Linked DNA regions of Mus musculus: region 1 is linked to region 2. Evidence: chromatin loops called from intact Hi-C (ENCODE). Cell type or tissue: left cerebral cortex. All regions are shown on one strand. Each heading gives the region's core, and the rest is flanking DNA. Links, peaks and the distances in the headings are about the cores only.

Region 1 (8,346 bases), core at 267-8,266, 81 kb before region 2:
ACAGCGAAGAGATAGAACTGAGGCGAGGAGAAATTTTTAGATAGAACACTTTTTAGATAGATCTGAACAGAACTGTTTCAGAACAGAACTGAGAATAACATTTTAGTCAGAACACAGGAAAACTTTTTAGACAGAACCAAACTCAAGAAGAACTTAAAAGTAAAGGCATGGCATTGGAAGAAAAGGCACTAAGAGTAATAGCATTATTGTGACATCAGAGCAGGAGGAGAGAGCAAGATTAGAAGGAGACTGTAGAGTGGAATAACTTAGAAACTATAAAGTAACACCAAAAAATAAAAGAGCAGTATGCAGAATACAGTGGGGAAGAGGAAAAAACAAGAAGCTGCAGAGAAAGCACAAGGATCAGGCAGCCTTCTCCTTACCATGAGTCAGAAAGGGTATTTTCTTAATAATAAGGCAGGCTTAGTTTTACAGACATGGGTTTAATTCATTTAGCAATAAAAAGGTAGAAGCTTTTTCTTTCACTATGTGATAAAGATTGAAGCTCAATTTTCATCTAGAATGAGTGAGTTTCTTTTGGCATTGGTGCTTGGTCTTTTACTCCAAATGCGTGTGTGTGTGTGTGTGTGTGTGTGTGTGTGTGTGTGTGTGTGTGTGTGTGTGTGTGTGTGTTCACGTGCAAGTATGTAATTATGAGAATGTATGCAAGCTGGACACAACTTGTTTGAATAGAAATGTATAAATATGCATGCATGAATCTGTATATGAATTTATGTGTTTGTAAATATTTGCTTTTTCCTTCTGCAAGTGTGATTATCTTCTCCTAACAAGTGAGAGGCGTCCAGACAAAAAGTAAGGCTTTAGCAATTAATCCTTTACTTAATACCCTGATGTTTTATGATGAAGTGCTAAATGCCAGAGACTGCAGTGTTGGCCTCAAAGGGATTCAGGCAGGTCAGCTACAGTAGCAAAGGGACTTAGACATAGATAAGTAAATATTTTTATCATTGTATACCAATTGTAAATATCTCATAAGACCAAGTCTTACCCCCATATCTCATAACACCAAGTCTTACCCCCACCAATGCTCTCTTTCTTCTGCTGCCTCAAGGAGAGCTGAACAAGAAAGAAGATCTGCCAGGGCTGGCCCCACAGCAAGAACTTCCTTTTGCGATGGATGTTTGCAGCAGACCAACAACCACCAATGAAACTCCTGAGAATAAGATGCAGTTGATATAGGACAGTGGCTCAATAATTAGTCTTGAAGGACCACAATTATTGCCCACTGTGAGGCTCAGGGAATTTTGATGAAGAACTTAAGGAGGATGTAAGAAAACAAAGAGAGCGAGAGAAAGATGGAATGTTGTAAAGCTGTCTCTTCTGTATGGCAACACGCCATGCAAGAGGGAGCAAGAAACCCATGAGACTTAATAAGTAAAAGAATAAATCAAAACATTGTATTTCTGAAATCTGTGAGATTTGAAGGATTTCCAGAGGCAATAGCCAACTGTTGCAGGAGGAGGCTCTAAGCTCAAGTACAGAATTGAGGTCCTAGGCCTAACAAGCTGCAGAAGGCTCCAAAAAAACTTGAATGTTCAAGCTTTGAGAACACATTCTTGAAAAAAAGAACTTCCTCCTCACAGTGATGGATGCTTCTTCTTTGGAAGCCACACCTTACTACACGGACTCATTTACAGAGTATTTAAGATGCTATTGCAAATGTAGAATTACTCAGATGTCTCCCTTCCACTGAGCAAGTGGTCTCTTATGAGAGTAACTACATGCATGCCATTAAACTCTTGTACTCCACTTATAGAATAAATAATATATGATTATTTTAAAATTTTGAACAAAACAAGGTTGTATATGAAACTTTCAAAAAATAAATAAATATCCCGTGGTTGTTGTTGTTGATGTCATAAAGTCGTAGCTGCTCATCTTGGGAAAATAGAATATTTACAGGCTATTCTTTCTCTTCTGCAATTCTCCTTTCTCTGTTTTGGGGCATGTGATTATTAACCACATGGATATCCTTGTGTTCACCACCCTCATATGCAGGGTTCCTGGTGCCTCTGGGCTACAAAGTTCAGGCAGGGTCTCCCATACAGAAAACACTCTGCAAAGCAAACCCTAGACTCAAATCAACATCAAGTGGGACCACATGTAGCAAGCTTAGCTTAAGGGCTATTGTTTAAATGAAACTATAAGATTGGAAAGATCCATGTGTTTTTGTACCTTGGGAGGCCCAAGGCCCTCATATGTATTGCCAGGAGCTTAAATTGACCAGCAACCCTAAACCTTGCTTCTTTCTCTAATGTTGGTCCATTGTTCACAGTGGAAATTTTTCACAGGATAGGAATATATTTCTACAACTTATTAAAAGCTTAAAAAGTCTTATCAACTGTCACCTAATGCTTTCACCAACCTAGTGATTCATATATCATTACTTCACTTCAGATAAGAATCCTGAGGCACAAAGAAATTAACAAAGAGGCTCATGAGCCAGTGAGGACACAGCAGCAATGCTGACCAAATAGACTGCCGGAATAATCATCACCTTGACACCTTCCCCTCAGGTCCTCTGAGGTAATCACTGAAAATTTCTGGTTGTTACCTAATTTCTACTCTGATTTGGGACATCAGGTCTCATCCCAATTACTTACTCAATATATGAAGTCAAACTATGTTTCCCACATCTGCTGTACCTATGAACATACGCTGATACCTTCCCCAATTTCCATCCCAGAAAGCAGTCTCAGGGCACCACTGTCCAGTACAACACAGCTAAAGAACTGGGTTAATCCATAACATGTATTTCATCAAACATAGCCTTATCTGTGCTCAGGAAAAAACAGAGTAAATTAATTTCTGTACTCAAGGTGTCACATGGATGGAAGGAAATCATCTGGAAAAGTAAAAATGGGGATTGAGGAGGCCATGGATGAAAGTGCTTTTAGATCTATCAGGCTTTAATGTACAGCAACTGGACCTGAAGCTATTTTCTTGGTCTTCAGAAAAGAGTGTCATAGACAAGTCTAGTAATGTACTTTGTAATTTCAACCCACAGGAGATGGAATAGGAGGTGTCAAGTATAAGACCAAAGCCAGGCTAGACTACATTTTGAGATACTATCTTGGTGGGAAAAAAAAAACAGAAATTGGGATATAAAAGAAAAAGTTGGAGAGGAAGTATAGAAGAGAGAAGAAAATGCATAGAAAATAAAAAATGAGAAGGGAAATAGATGTAGAAGGTGAGAAGTAGGATATAAAAGACTTCTCCAACTCAATCTTATGAAAATCTAGAAAAAGAAGACAGGGAAGTGACAGTCAAATTATAAAGTATAATGAACTCCAATCCATCATGGGGCTCAAGGAAAGACTCACCAGAGTTATCAGGTACAGGAGCATGCAATGCAAAAACCTTAATTTGGCTGGATGCTTCAGGGTAGATGGAATTTCAACAGTGAGAAAGTGTTGTATGATGGCCCATACAAAGACCCCCAGGAAGAATGTGGATACTCCTGCTAGAAGCACCAGCCACAGAACAGACATGATCCAGGTGCTCCAGAGCCCCAAGGAGTTGCTGTCCTGGGGAACTTACTTCAGAAGTTATAAGCAGAGCACCTGATCCAGTTTTACTGCTGCCTCCACCCTCTGACACAATCCTCTGACCTGTCTCTCAGAACTTCACACTAGTCAGCCAATTAGAGACAGATAAACCAGGTCCAGAAAAAAAAAATCCCTTAAACCTCTAAGAATAATCTGAGAATAAGACTTCCATAGAACACTAAAATTACACTCTCACAGCATCAGCAAAGACTCAAATTGTAAGCTCATACAAGTAAGATGGAAAAAAATGTTTGAAAACAGTGAAATAGTAAACACATTGGCATCATGTTTAATTAAGACCAGAATATAAAATTTTGCCAGGGAACAAATTCAGAATATATTAACAAGAATGATAGATCATGCATTAAAAACTTGAAAGTTTACCCCAACACTAAAAAATAACTATTCTAAGAAATCCATAAGCAGGCAGTAGTTCATGCCTTTAATTCAGCACTTGGGGTGCACATGCCTTTAATCCCAACACTTGGGAGACAGAGGCAGGCACACAAGAATCACAGTGATTTAAATTTAAAAGACACTTTCAAAAGTCAGTCTGAAATTCGAAATGATGTACTCTGTGATCTAAAAACTAATACACTTAAAAAAAAAACTCAAGCAACAGCACATGCTAGTGAGAATGTGGAGAAAGACAAACACTCCTATATTGCTGATGGAATTGAAAACTTATACAACTACTCTCAAACTCAATCTGGCTGTTTCCCAGAAAATTGGAAATAGTTCTACCTGAAAACCCATGTATATACTCAAAGGATGCACCACCATACCACAAGGACACATGCTCTATTATGTTCATAGCAGCTTTATTCATAATAGCTAGAAACTAGAAACAACTCAGATATCCCTCAACCAAAGAATGGATATAGAAAGTGTGGTTCATTTACACAATGGAATACTAGTCAGCTATTAAAAACAAGAACATCATGAATTTTGCAGGCAAATGGATGAAACTAGAAAATATCCTGAGTGAGTTAACCCAGTCCCAAAAGGACATTTATGATATGTACTCACTTATAAGTAAATATTAGCCATAAAGAACAGAATACTTATGATACACCCCACAGACCCAAAGAAACTAAACAAGAAGGAAGGCCCAATTGAGGATGCTTGAATCTCACTTAGAAGAGGAAACAGAATAGTCATAGGAGGCAGAAGGAGGGAGGACACTGGATGGAAGAGAAAAGCGGAAGGGGAAAGGGAGAGCAGAATCAGGTATGGGGAGAAACATGAGAGACCCAGAGGGCCAGGAGAATGAATGGAAATCTGTAGCTGCTGGAGGTGGGAGGTGGAGGGAATCTCTAGGAAGTCTCACAGAGACCTGGGATGGGGGAGGCTTCTAGGAGTCAATGCATATAACCTTAGTCAAGATGTTTAACAATGGGGACACTAAACCTGAAGAGGCCACCTCCTATAAGCAGGCAGGACCCCCAGTGAAGGAACAATGACCCACTCTCAAAACTTTAGACTCAAATTTTGTCCTGTCTAAAAGAAATGCAGGAACAAAAATCAGGCAGAGACTGAAGGAATGGCCAACCAATAACTGGCCTTCATCCAATGGACAGGCACCAGTCGCTGACATTATTAATGATATGTGGCAGAAGTCATGTAGGAGAGGCTGAAAACTAGCAGGTGAGACTCCTGAGATAGTTTTGCCATGGTCTGTGAACTACAATGAATAAACCTTTTTTAGGGAAGGCCAAAAGGACTAGATTTTAGGAAAGATTTATGCTATTAATATGATACACATACACACACACACAAATAGATGGTTTACAAAATTAAAGAAATCAGAAGCCCTCCTTTACACAAATGGTAAACTGACCAGGAAGGAAATACCCTTTACAATAGCCAAGAGTAATATAAATTATCTTGATGTGACTCTAACCAAGCAAGTAAAAGATAAGTTATGACAAAAACTTCAAGTATCTGGAGGAAGAAATTTTGGAAGATATCAAAAGATAGAAAGATCTCCCATGTTGATAAATAGGCAGTTAACATAGTGAAAATAGCCATCTTACCAAAAGCAATCTACAGATTTAATGCAATTCCCACCAAAATTCCTACACAATTTTATAGACCTTGAAAGAGCAATTCTCAACTTCATATAGAAAATCAAAAAAAAAAAAAGAAAGAAAAGAAAAAGAAAAGGAAAAAAAAACAGGATAGCCAAAACAATCCTGAACAATAAAAGAATTTCAGGAGGAATCACCATCCCTGCTCTCAAGCTACACTATGGTGCAATTGTGATTAAAACTACATGGTACCAAGGAGCTAAAGGGGTCTGCAGTCCTATAGGAGGAACAACAATATGAACTAACCAGTACCCCCCCCCAGCACTGTGTCTCTGACTGCATATGTAGCAGAGGATGGCCTAGTCAGCCACTGATGGGAGGAGAGGCCCTTGGTATTGCGAAGATCATATGCACCAGTACAGGGGAATGCCAGGGCCAGGAAGCATAGTGGGTGGGTTGGGGAGCAGGGTAGGCAGGGGCAGGTATAGGGTGCTTTGGGGATAGCATTTGAAATGTAAATGAAGAAAGTATCTAATAAAAATGCCTTTAAAAAGAAAAAAAAACTACATGGTTTGTTATAGAAACAGACACACTGAACAGTAGAATCTAATAGAAGACCAAGAAATAAACCAACACTCGTATGGTCACTTGATTTTTGATAAAGAATCTAAACCACACATTGGAAAAAAGAAAGCATCTTTAACAAACAGTGCTGGCTTAACTGACGTCTACATTTAGAAGGATGAAGAGAGATCCATTTTTATCACCTTGCACAAAACTCAAATCCAAGTGAATCAAGAACTTCAACATAAAACCAGATATAGTGAATCTCATAGAAGAGAAAGAGGGAATAGCCTTGCATGCATCAGTATAGGAGACAGTTTCCTGAACAGAACACCGTGACTCAGGCTCTAAGAACAATTAATAAATGAAACCTCATGAAACTGCAAAGTTTCTGTAAGGCAAAGGAAACTGTCAATAGGACAAAACAGCAGCTTACAGATTGGGAAAGGATCTTCAACAACCCCTACATCTGACAGAGGGCTGATATCCAAAATTTATAAAGCACTCAAGAAGTTAAACACCAACAACCCAAATAACTCAATTTAAAGATGTGGCACAAAGCTAAACAGAAAATTCTCAACAGGAATCTCAAATAGCCACAAAGCACTTAAGAAAATGTTCAAAGTTCTTAGTCATTAGGGAAATACAAATCAAAACAACTCTGAGATTCTATTTTATGCCATAAAAGAACAACAGAGTCAACTAGCCTGGGCACTTGGGACTCTCAAAGCCTGAACCACCAACAAAAGAACATACATGGGTAGTATCTAGGCCTCCCCACACATATGTAGCAGAAGTACAGCTTGGACTTTGTGTGGGAGCTATCCCATAAGCTGTTACCTGTATGTGGGATATGTTCTTTTAGCTGGGCTGCCTTTACTGCCCTAAGTAAAATCTAGAGAAAGAAGAGAGGAAACTTGATGAGAAGAGTAGGGTACAAAAAAGCACCCCCAACTCTGGCATGGCCAAGGGAAGACTGACCAAAGCTACCAAGTACTGCAACATGCATTCAAAAAAGCCTTAATTTGTCTAGATGCCTCAGGGTAGATGGAATTTCAACCATGAGAAGATGCTGGATGACAGCCTGTACAGAGACTCCCAGTAAGAATGTAAGCAGCTGTGCTGGCAGCACCAGCCACAAAACAGCTTTGACCCAGATGCTCCAGAGCCCCTAGGAGCTGCTGTTTTGAGTGCCGATCTGGTTTTACTAACAGCTGTGCCTCCACACTCTCCTCCCAGAGTTTGTCTGACAGAGTTACCTAACCTGTCTCTCAGAACTCCACACAATCTAGCCAGTGAGAGGCTGAGAATTCTGCTTCAGAAAGACAAAACAATCTATGAAATCTTACCTAACCCAGCAAGAAGAACCAGAGAACAGGATTTCCACACATACTAGGATTACATTCTCACAGCATCCCCAACAACTGTGGCTCCCGGGAATAGGTCTGGCCAGGGTTACACAGTCCTAATGTCCTGACACTTCAGTCGGATTGTGTGCCATGGACTTGATTCCACAGAAGAGCTAGGGTAAACAATGCAATTTTCATCCCAACACCTTAGTTCGCTGATTTCCCACTGTTTAGTGTTCCAAATCAGGACACAGATTTGCAGTGAATCTTCTAGTTGAAATAGTCAATTAATGGCCAACAAGATGTTCAACAGTTAAATAAGGCACTTGCCACCAAACATGAAAAACTGAGTTTGACCCCCAAGACCTACATAGTAGAAGTGAACTGACTACCACATGTTGTCCTCTGAGCTGCACACATATACTGTGGTAAGCAAATACACACACACACACACACACAAGCATATAGGCACTCACATGTATATGCACACACACATGCACATACACATCAATAAGTGTACCTGTTTAAGTAAAACAATAACAGCCAGCATCTGGGATGGCAGTATGGCTCAGAAATCAGAACCCTTTGCCATACAGCCTGTCAAACAGATATCAGTCTTCAAGATTGAAATTCAAAAGTGTTTGCAATGTGTAATCCCAACACTTCTACCATGAAGTACAAGGCAGAGACAAGAGACTACCCAGAATTTCGTGGGCTGCCTGACAAAAGTACCCAGAAATGGTGGAAACAAGACAGAGCCTGCCTCAAGAGTAAAGGTGAAGACCAGCTATGGAAAGTTGCCTTCTGGTTTCCACATGTGTGTTGTGTCACATG
Region 2 (8,346 bases), core at 63-8,062:
ACTAGAATGGTCTCCTAGGTTTCATTTACATGAATCTAGAGCTTTTCTCATCCACAGTTCCAAACTCTTCCACATTCCTCTTACAAAACAGCCTCAAAAGCCTATGAACCACATAGGCAGATTCATCGCAGCATCAACTCAACTTCTTGGTACCAACTCTCTATATTTGCTACTTTTCTCATTGCTAAGACAAAAGTAACATAAAAGAGAAAATCCGTACTTCTGTTTAAGGGATATGTTGTAAAATCACGGCTAGGGAGATGTGGAAGCAGAAGCAGGAGGTAGCTAGCTTTGCAGGCACAGTCAAGAAGCAGAGAGATGGAGGTGAAAGAGCTACATTCGCAAAACCACAATTTACGGGATGGTGCTGCCCACACTGAGGTGAGTCTTGCCCCCTCAGTTAAATCTTCTTGGGGCTATCCTCACAGAAATACCCAGAGGTGTGTTTCCATGGAGGTTCTAAATTCTCTAGAGTTAAAAATTCAGGATTAACCATCACCCTAGCCAAATGGTCATCACCTGCTGAATGGACAAACACCAGGTGTGGTGTATTCATACAAGGAAGTATTATTGGGTATTTATTTCATTTACATTTCCAATGCTATCCCAAAAGTCCCCCACACGCTCCCCCACCCACTCCCCCACCCACCCACTCCCACTTCTTGGCCCTGGCGTTCCCCTGTACTGGGTTATATAAAGTTTGCACGACCAATGGGCCTCTCTTTCCACTGATGGCTGACTAGGCCATCTTCTGATACATATGCAGCTAGAGACACGAGCTCCAGGGGGTACTGGTTAGTTCATATTGATGTTCCACCTATAGGGTTGCAGATCCCTTTAGCTCCTTGGTTACTTTCTCTAACTCCTCCATTGGGGGCCCTGTGATCCATCCAAAAGCTGACTGTGAGCATCCACTTCTGTGTTTGCTAGGCCCCGGCATAGTCTCACAAGAGACAGCTATATCTGGGTCTTTTTAGCAAAATCTTGCTAGTGTATGCAATGGTCATACAAGGAAGTATTATCCACTCGTAAGAAGAACATGCTACATCATAGATGAACCTTAATAACGTGATGCTAACTTAAAAAGTTCAGTCAAAAGAGACCATGTGATAAATTATTCCATTCATCTGAAATATTCAGAATAAGAAAATTCATAGGCAGAAAATAGATGAATGATTTCATAGCATTGGAAAAATATTTCAATTTTTCATTCTCTTGCTACAATTGGAAACTAAAGTCACAAATCATCTTTGTTTCTCCTATATAATTATTTGTTTTAGTTCAAGAACTAGAAATGTAGCTCAGTAGGTAAAATGGCCAGCATGGACAGAACCCTGAGTTTAATTCTCAACATCACATAAACTAGGTTTAGTGGCACACAGCTGTAATCCCAGTTCTTTGGAAGTACAAAACCTGGACTACATGAAAAGTTGTCTGAAAAAATTCAAGGGCTGGAGAGATGGCTCTAAGAATAAAAGCACTTACTATTCTTGCAGATTCAGTTTCCAGCACCCACATGGTAGTTCACAACCATCTGAAATTTCAGTTCCAGGGGATTCTATAACCTCTTCTGAACTCCTGGAGCATCAGGAATGCACATGATGCAAATATGAACATACAATTAAAATACTCATATAAATAACATGAAACTAAAAATAAAAATTCAACATTTGGGTTGCACACCCATAATCTAAAGATTCAGAAGGCGAAAGCAGGTGGATCTCTATGAGTTTGAGGCCAGCCTGGTCTACAAAGTGTGTTCCAGAACAGCTGAGACTATATAGTGAGATCCTGTCTTTTAAACACACACATACACTTAAAAAAAGTTTTTCAAGCACTTGTATTCTCACCACACACTTTGTCTGAGTAGAAGCATACAATATGTTTTTGTGAGACTTGTCATGTGAAATAATGCCTTCAAGATTTATTTGTTATTTCGCATATATTAGGCATTCCTTTCTTTTGATAAATAGAATTCCAAAGCATGATAATACAAGGTTGCCATTAGATATTTCAGATATTTCTTTTGGGGCCTGGGAATCATTGCACAAACCACTCAATTTCAGTCAAACAGGGATGGTTTATTGAACACCACACCCTAAGACTGCTTGACTGGGACTGCAGACCAGAACTGGGAACTAGCTGTCAACTTGAGCCAGGAATCAACAGATCCTTTAAGCCCTGAAATCCACAAACTTATGTGCCAAGTTATTCCACCAACTGGGATTTAGGGCTAGGGGATTTCCTTAGGAAAATGTCTTCGTCGTATACTTATCCTGCTCCTATTGGTTAAGGTATTCAACTGTGCCAGTGAAATTACCTTGCCTTATGCATTCATGTCTTAACTTGTTAACCAAGACATCAGTTATCCATGTACATATCTGTTACTGCCAAGCAGGGTGTCACTTCCCAGGGAGGCCTTGGTAACTTCAACTTTACTCCACCCCCTCACTCAAAATGGAAGTTTTATTCCAAATAGCTTCTTGTATCAGTGCAAGTTATCTCTCTTATGTTGGAGTCCATCCCAGGAGCAGCTTATAAAAGCAAAAAACCATAAAAACTTATACATAGGTGCAGGAAGTGCTGCCTGGTGGTTGAATCAGGTCCAAGTTTAATGTGCCTAACTACAAAGCAGTTCTAACTGACTTCTATTGTGAATGGTTTCCAAAGCACTAAAGCACACAGCATAACAGAGTATGCAATCAACTTGGGCATGAAAAAATTTTTCTAGTAACAGCACATATGAAAGTTTTCTTATGATATTAGTAACAGCACTAAATGGCAGGCTAGACAGATAACACTTACCTAGGCCTTAACAATTTTCAACTGTTTTATATTACTTTTTTCACAAGCAATTTTATAGGCATATTTTTATATATCTTGCAGAAACTCCTAGTGTGCTAGTTATCTTTAATTGTCAGCTTGACACAACCTAGAACCACCTGGGAAAAAAGTGTTGCTGCCTGCATTGTGTTGTCCTGTGGGCATGTCTATGGGGGATTGTCTTATTGACACTGATGCAAGAATATTCATCCCACTGTGGGCAGTACCATTCCCTATGCAGGAGATCATGAACTGTATGAGAGTGGAGAAATTGGACTGAGGGCAAGCAAGCAAATAAGCATGCATGCATTCATTTCTTTCTGCTCATGACAATGGATATAATATGAAGAGTTGTTTGAAGCTTCTGCCTTAATGTCCCTGAAACTGTGAGATAAAGTAGTCCCTTTCTCCCCTGAGCTGTGTTTTTTAGTCCCCATTTATCACTGCAGCAGAAATGAAACTAGACACCTATCAAAGGAATTAGTGGGTTGCAAGTTCCTATCCTTGTTGGGAAGGGAAGTAGGTACTGTAAGGCTTGCTTTTTAGGTGCTGGTGACATTCTACTTCTTCAAATGTGAGTTGGCTACACAGATGTGCTCCCTTCCCGGCACTCCGTTAAGCTGTCCACCTATGACCCATGCTTACTTCTGAACAATTATTAAATCAGTAAACACTGGAGCAACTGACAGAAATACAGGATCAATCAACATAAGCTATTTGTTATGAAGAATACATATTATACCATGATGGTCACACATGTAGTGTCAGGCATCATAAGTAGACTAAATGGTATATAACTCATTCATTCAAACTGACTGAGGGGAGGGCAAGTCTGTCATTCCAGCACTAGAGGCTAACACAGGAGGCTCTCAACTTTGAAGTCAACCTCTGTCTCGTACGTAGCACGCTCCTTTAATCTCAGCACTCAGCAGGCAAAAAAGGCCCATCTGTTATTGCTCCATCTCTTACATTTTTGTGACAAATTGAATAGTGGCCAGCTGACCCAGCTGCTAGTGGTAAATTGAGCACAGTGAAGCAGATGGGAAGGCACATGAATGAAGTATTTCGTACTCAAATCTGTGTGTAGGGAAGGGCATCATGGTAATGAGGGGGTTGGGATGGGCACAAGGCAAGAAATCTTTGAGTATTCAACACACGAGATACTTGTCCACTTTGTAATGAACTTTCTCAAATCTGTTGTTCATGTGTGCGCACAGGCATGTAGAGGTCCATGTTCACACAAGGGTGGGATAGAGGAATAACTGTGTATAGGGTGTGTGTTGAAGTCAGAGGTGTTGGTCCTCAGGTGCCTTCCCCTTTTGGCTTGAGACTGAGCCTTTTATTGGTTTGGAGCTTGGCACTGAGAGCTTCTGGGAATCCAGCTGTCTCTACTTCCCACCTGTGACAAGTGGATCTGGGATTTCAAAAAAGTGACCACACAATCCAAACGTTTTACTTCTGCAGAAGGGTGTCAAGTCAACCAATTACATACACCCAGTGAGATTTTGGGAGATGAAGGAGGCATTGTTATCCCTAATGCAGATGGGTCCTATGCCTCACTCTGAATTAACAGGACTCAGTCTCATATTCACACACTAAAGTAGTGCTAAGAAGATATAAAACTTAAGCATATAGTGTGATTTTAAGAACTGCTGACCCTGCAGAAATTTGAATTTCTTCCAAGTGGCTTCTTTGCCATTTTAATAGTTTTACATCATGATGATGGCGATGATAATGACAACGACGACAACAGTGACAAAATGTTTACATTTTCCACACATCACTGGAATAACAGGCTTTTAGTACCATGGTGCTGAGCTGGCTTTTTATGTAGGTGCTGAGGACCTGAACTTACTCGGGGCTTCTTCCACTCCCTACAGGCAAGAAATTGAGCAGCACCCCCTGATCTAGCTTGTGTGTGTGTGTGTGTGTGTGTGTGTGTGTGCCTGTGTGCATGCATGTATATGTGTATGTATGTGTGTATGTATGTATGTGTATGTATGTATATTATTTTCATTAACGTGTGTGCATATGTGTCTTTGTGTAGTAATGTGCACTTGAGTGCATGTCCTAGAAAGCCAGAGCTAAATACTGAGGTCTTCTGGAACCACTGAGGCGTCTCTCCCACCCTTGTTTATTCTTTCAACAAATATTTGAGTGTCTATGTCAAGAATTGTCCTAGGCCATGAGAATATGTGAGTAAGTGTCTTAATCTGCTGTCCCTTGCTGGGACATAACACCTAAGACTGGATAACTTACAGAATGGGGTTTATCTTGTCACATGTTTCAAAAGTTTAGAAACCCAAATTCAAGTGGCCACATGAAACAAAGGTCTCGTGCCATTTAAAATCATGTTGGAAATAAGAAAAAGAAGTAGACATGAGCAGAAGAAACAGGAGAAGAGGGGCATTAGTTTATATATACCTACTGTCAGGGTAATCACTGCAGTCCCGAAAGAGCAGGATTCACTCACATGAGAAACCCATTAGTCCATCCATGACAGCTCTGCCCCCTCCCATGTCATCAGCTTCCAACACTCCTGCATTGGGAAACCAGGATCCAGCACAAGCTTGAGTTGGGACAAGTCCTGTTCCAATACAACAGGTTGTTTGCTCCAAAAGTACAATTCCAAAGCCAATTACATAGAACAGACATTTTTATTCTATGCTTTGCCAGGGTATATTCTATGCCAAACATTGTCACTTACCCTTTAACTCACTGTCTCACACAACTTCACACAAAGGTATGAGAAGGTCATAGTGACTATTCTCATTCTTCTGATGAAAAAAAAACAGTCAAGAAGAGGTTTAAGTAACTCCATCAATGTTTGCATACCTGAAAGGGGATTTGAGTCCAGGCAAGCTAACCCACATTCACAAAATGCCATTACTATGGGGTACCCTGTGATGAAGTTCTAGTTTATTCTTTGCAGACCTCTGTTTTGTGGTCCAGGTATGTAGTTTAGGCTGTCCCTTAGAAAACCATGTAAGCTGGCTCCATCTTTCTTTTAGCACCCATGAAAGCAAACAACACTCACAAACTCTGCAGGCTGCTTACCTCACTTTTGTGGTATACAGGAACTAACCCTATCACCACAGGCACTTATAGACCCATTCCTGAAAAACGTGAACAGCAGCATCCAAAGAGTCCACTTGGAACCATGAACGCACTCATCATTGTCCAACATGCATCATCCAAGCCATGGTGTCATTCCAAAATTGTCAGCCTGGGTCTGAAAAGATGGCTCAGCAGTTAAGAGCACTTACTTACTGCTCATGCAAAGCATCTGAGTCTGATTCCCAGTACTAATATTGGGTAGCTCACAACTGCCTGTAACTCCACCTCCAGGAGATCCAGAACCCTCTCCTGGCCTCCACAAGTACTGAACTCATATCACACACACACACACACACACACACACACACATAATTTAAAATAAAATCTTTCATTAAAAGTTTTTTTCTCTTAAGTATGAATGTCCACCACCTGAGTGGTGGCAAACACCAAGTAAGAGAGGGGGAAAAAAAAGGAAGTGTTTCTAAACACATACCAAATACAGAGCCTGCTGCTTATGGTTCTACATTGTCTTAATCTGGTAGGTTGGGAAAATAATAATAATGATGATAATGATGGTGGTGGTGGTGGTGGTGGTGGTAGTGGTGATCACAACTATTGTCATACCATTCCAAAGATAAAATTCTTCTGTGCACTCACTACTATACACACCTCACAACTGTAAGAAAAACAAAGCAGTCTAGTGATTTGCCAATCCATCTTTGGAGTCCTGAAACAAAGTTAAATTAAATAGAGGATAACTATGCAAAACTAAGCAGCCCTGATCAAGGTGTGGTCTTGCCCATTGCTGAACCATCATTATGTCAATTTGTCTCTCCAGCAAGGTGGTCTAACAACTTACCAGAACCATGTGAAGTCTCTTCCTGAGAGACAAGCTCTCTTTGGCTGGCACCAGGCTTCAGCCTTTTCTTTCTCCCAGCATTGAGATTCCTGGGAAAATTCAAATTTCTTGGTGCCAGCTTTTTTGTTTTTCATAGTTGGATGGAGGGGCACAGGTGTCCTCTTTCCTGCAGGAACAGAAAAGGCAGAGCCATTTGCCTTCTGAGTTCCCAAATCTTAATGAGCGTATGTCCTTTATCCTTCCTTCCAACACAGGGCACTAGGGGACAGAAAGATTGAGAGTTTTAACACCTACTTCCATCTCTCCCAAGACCTCCAGTCCAGTGGCTTCACCAAGACTATGTTTAGCTGAGCGTAGACTTCACACTTGGAGAGGCTGTGAGAGCAGTCACGGGAAGCAGGCAGAGCAGCACCATACTAACATTTCCAGTAGACACTGGAGGAAGCATGCCCAGGTTCTTGGGCATATATGGGTTGAGAGGGGGTGGTTTGGTTTTGTTTCATTTGTTTTGTTTTGTTTTTTTTTTTTTTTTGTTGGCATGGTCTAGCTGACCTAGAACTCTCCATGTAGAGCTGACTAGTCTCAAATTTGCTGTCTCCAGAGTGCAGCGATTAAAGGAGTACATTGCTTTTTGTTTGTTTGTTTGTTTCAATTTTTCATTTAATTATTAGATATTTTCTTCATTTACATTTCAAATGCTATCCCAAAAGTCCCCTATTCCCTTCCCCTGCCCTGCTCCCCAACCCACTCCCACTTCCTTGGCCCTGGCATTCTCCTGTACTGGCGCATATGATTTTTGCAATACCAAAGACCTCTCCTCCCATTGATGGCTGACTAGGCCATCCTCTGCTACATGTGCAACTAGAGAGACAGTTCTGGGTGGTACTGGTTAGATCATATTGTTGATACTCCTAAAGGATTGCCAACCCCTTTAGCTCCTTGGGTACTTTCTCTAGCTCCTTCTTTAGGGGCCCTGTGTTCCATCCAATAGATGACTGTGAGCATCCACTTCTGTATTTGCCAGGCACTGGCATAGCCTCACAAGAGACAGCTATATCAGAGTTCTGTCAGCAAAATCTTGCTGGCATATGCAATAGTGTCTAGGTTTGGTTGCTGTATATGGGATGGATCCCCAGGTGGGGCATTCTCTGGATGACCCTTTCTTCCATCTCAGCTCTGAACTTTGTCTCTGTAACTCCTTCCATAGGTATTTTGTTCCCATTCTGAGAAGGAACGAAGTATCCACACTTTGGTCTTCCTTCTTCTTGAGTTTCATGTGTTTTGCAAATTGTATCTTGGGTAGTCTAAGTTTCTGGGTTAATATCCACTTATCAGTGAGTGCATATCATGTGTGTTCTTTTGTGATTGGGTTACCTCACTCAGGACGATATCCTCCAGATACATCCATTTGCCTAAGAATTTCATAAATTCATTGTTTTTAATTGCTGAGTAGTACTCCATTGTGTAAATGTACCACATTTTCTGTATCCATTTCTCTGTTGATGGACATCTGGGTTCTTTCCAGCTTCTGGCTATTATAAATAAGGCTGCTATAAACATAGTGGAGCATGTGTCCTTATTACCATTTGGAACATCTTCTGGGTATA

The links. Peaks named below come from ENCODE experiments on the same cell type or tissue, not always from the same donor. Only the 100,000 strongest peaks of a DNase experiment are listed, where the experiment ranks them.
Region 1: it touches region 2 in a loop (2.7-fold over the local background); 4 of 42 quality-filtered maps call a loop at or near these places.

The regions. Positions count from the first base shown.
Region 1 is chr4:144,783,016-144,791,361 of GRCm38, forward strand. Aadacl4fm5 (AADACL4 family member 5) reads right to left here and starts at 3,568. Exons shown (of 4, transcript NM_001126316.1): 1 at 3,345-3,568. The coding sequence starts at 3,512. In left cerebral cortex, for the core only: no CTCF peak of the experiment used is centred there; no DNase peak of the experiment used is centred there.
Region 2 is chr4:144,864,303-144,872,648 of GRCm38, forward strand. It overlaps a transcript of Vps13d not described here. Among named protein-coding and RNA genes, the nearest start is that of Dhrs3, 25 kb to the right of the region's middle. In left cerebral cortex, for the core only: no CTCF peak of the experiment used is centred there; no DNase peak of the experiment used is centred there.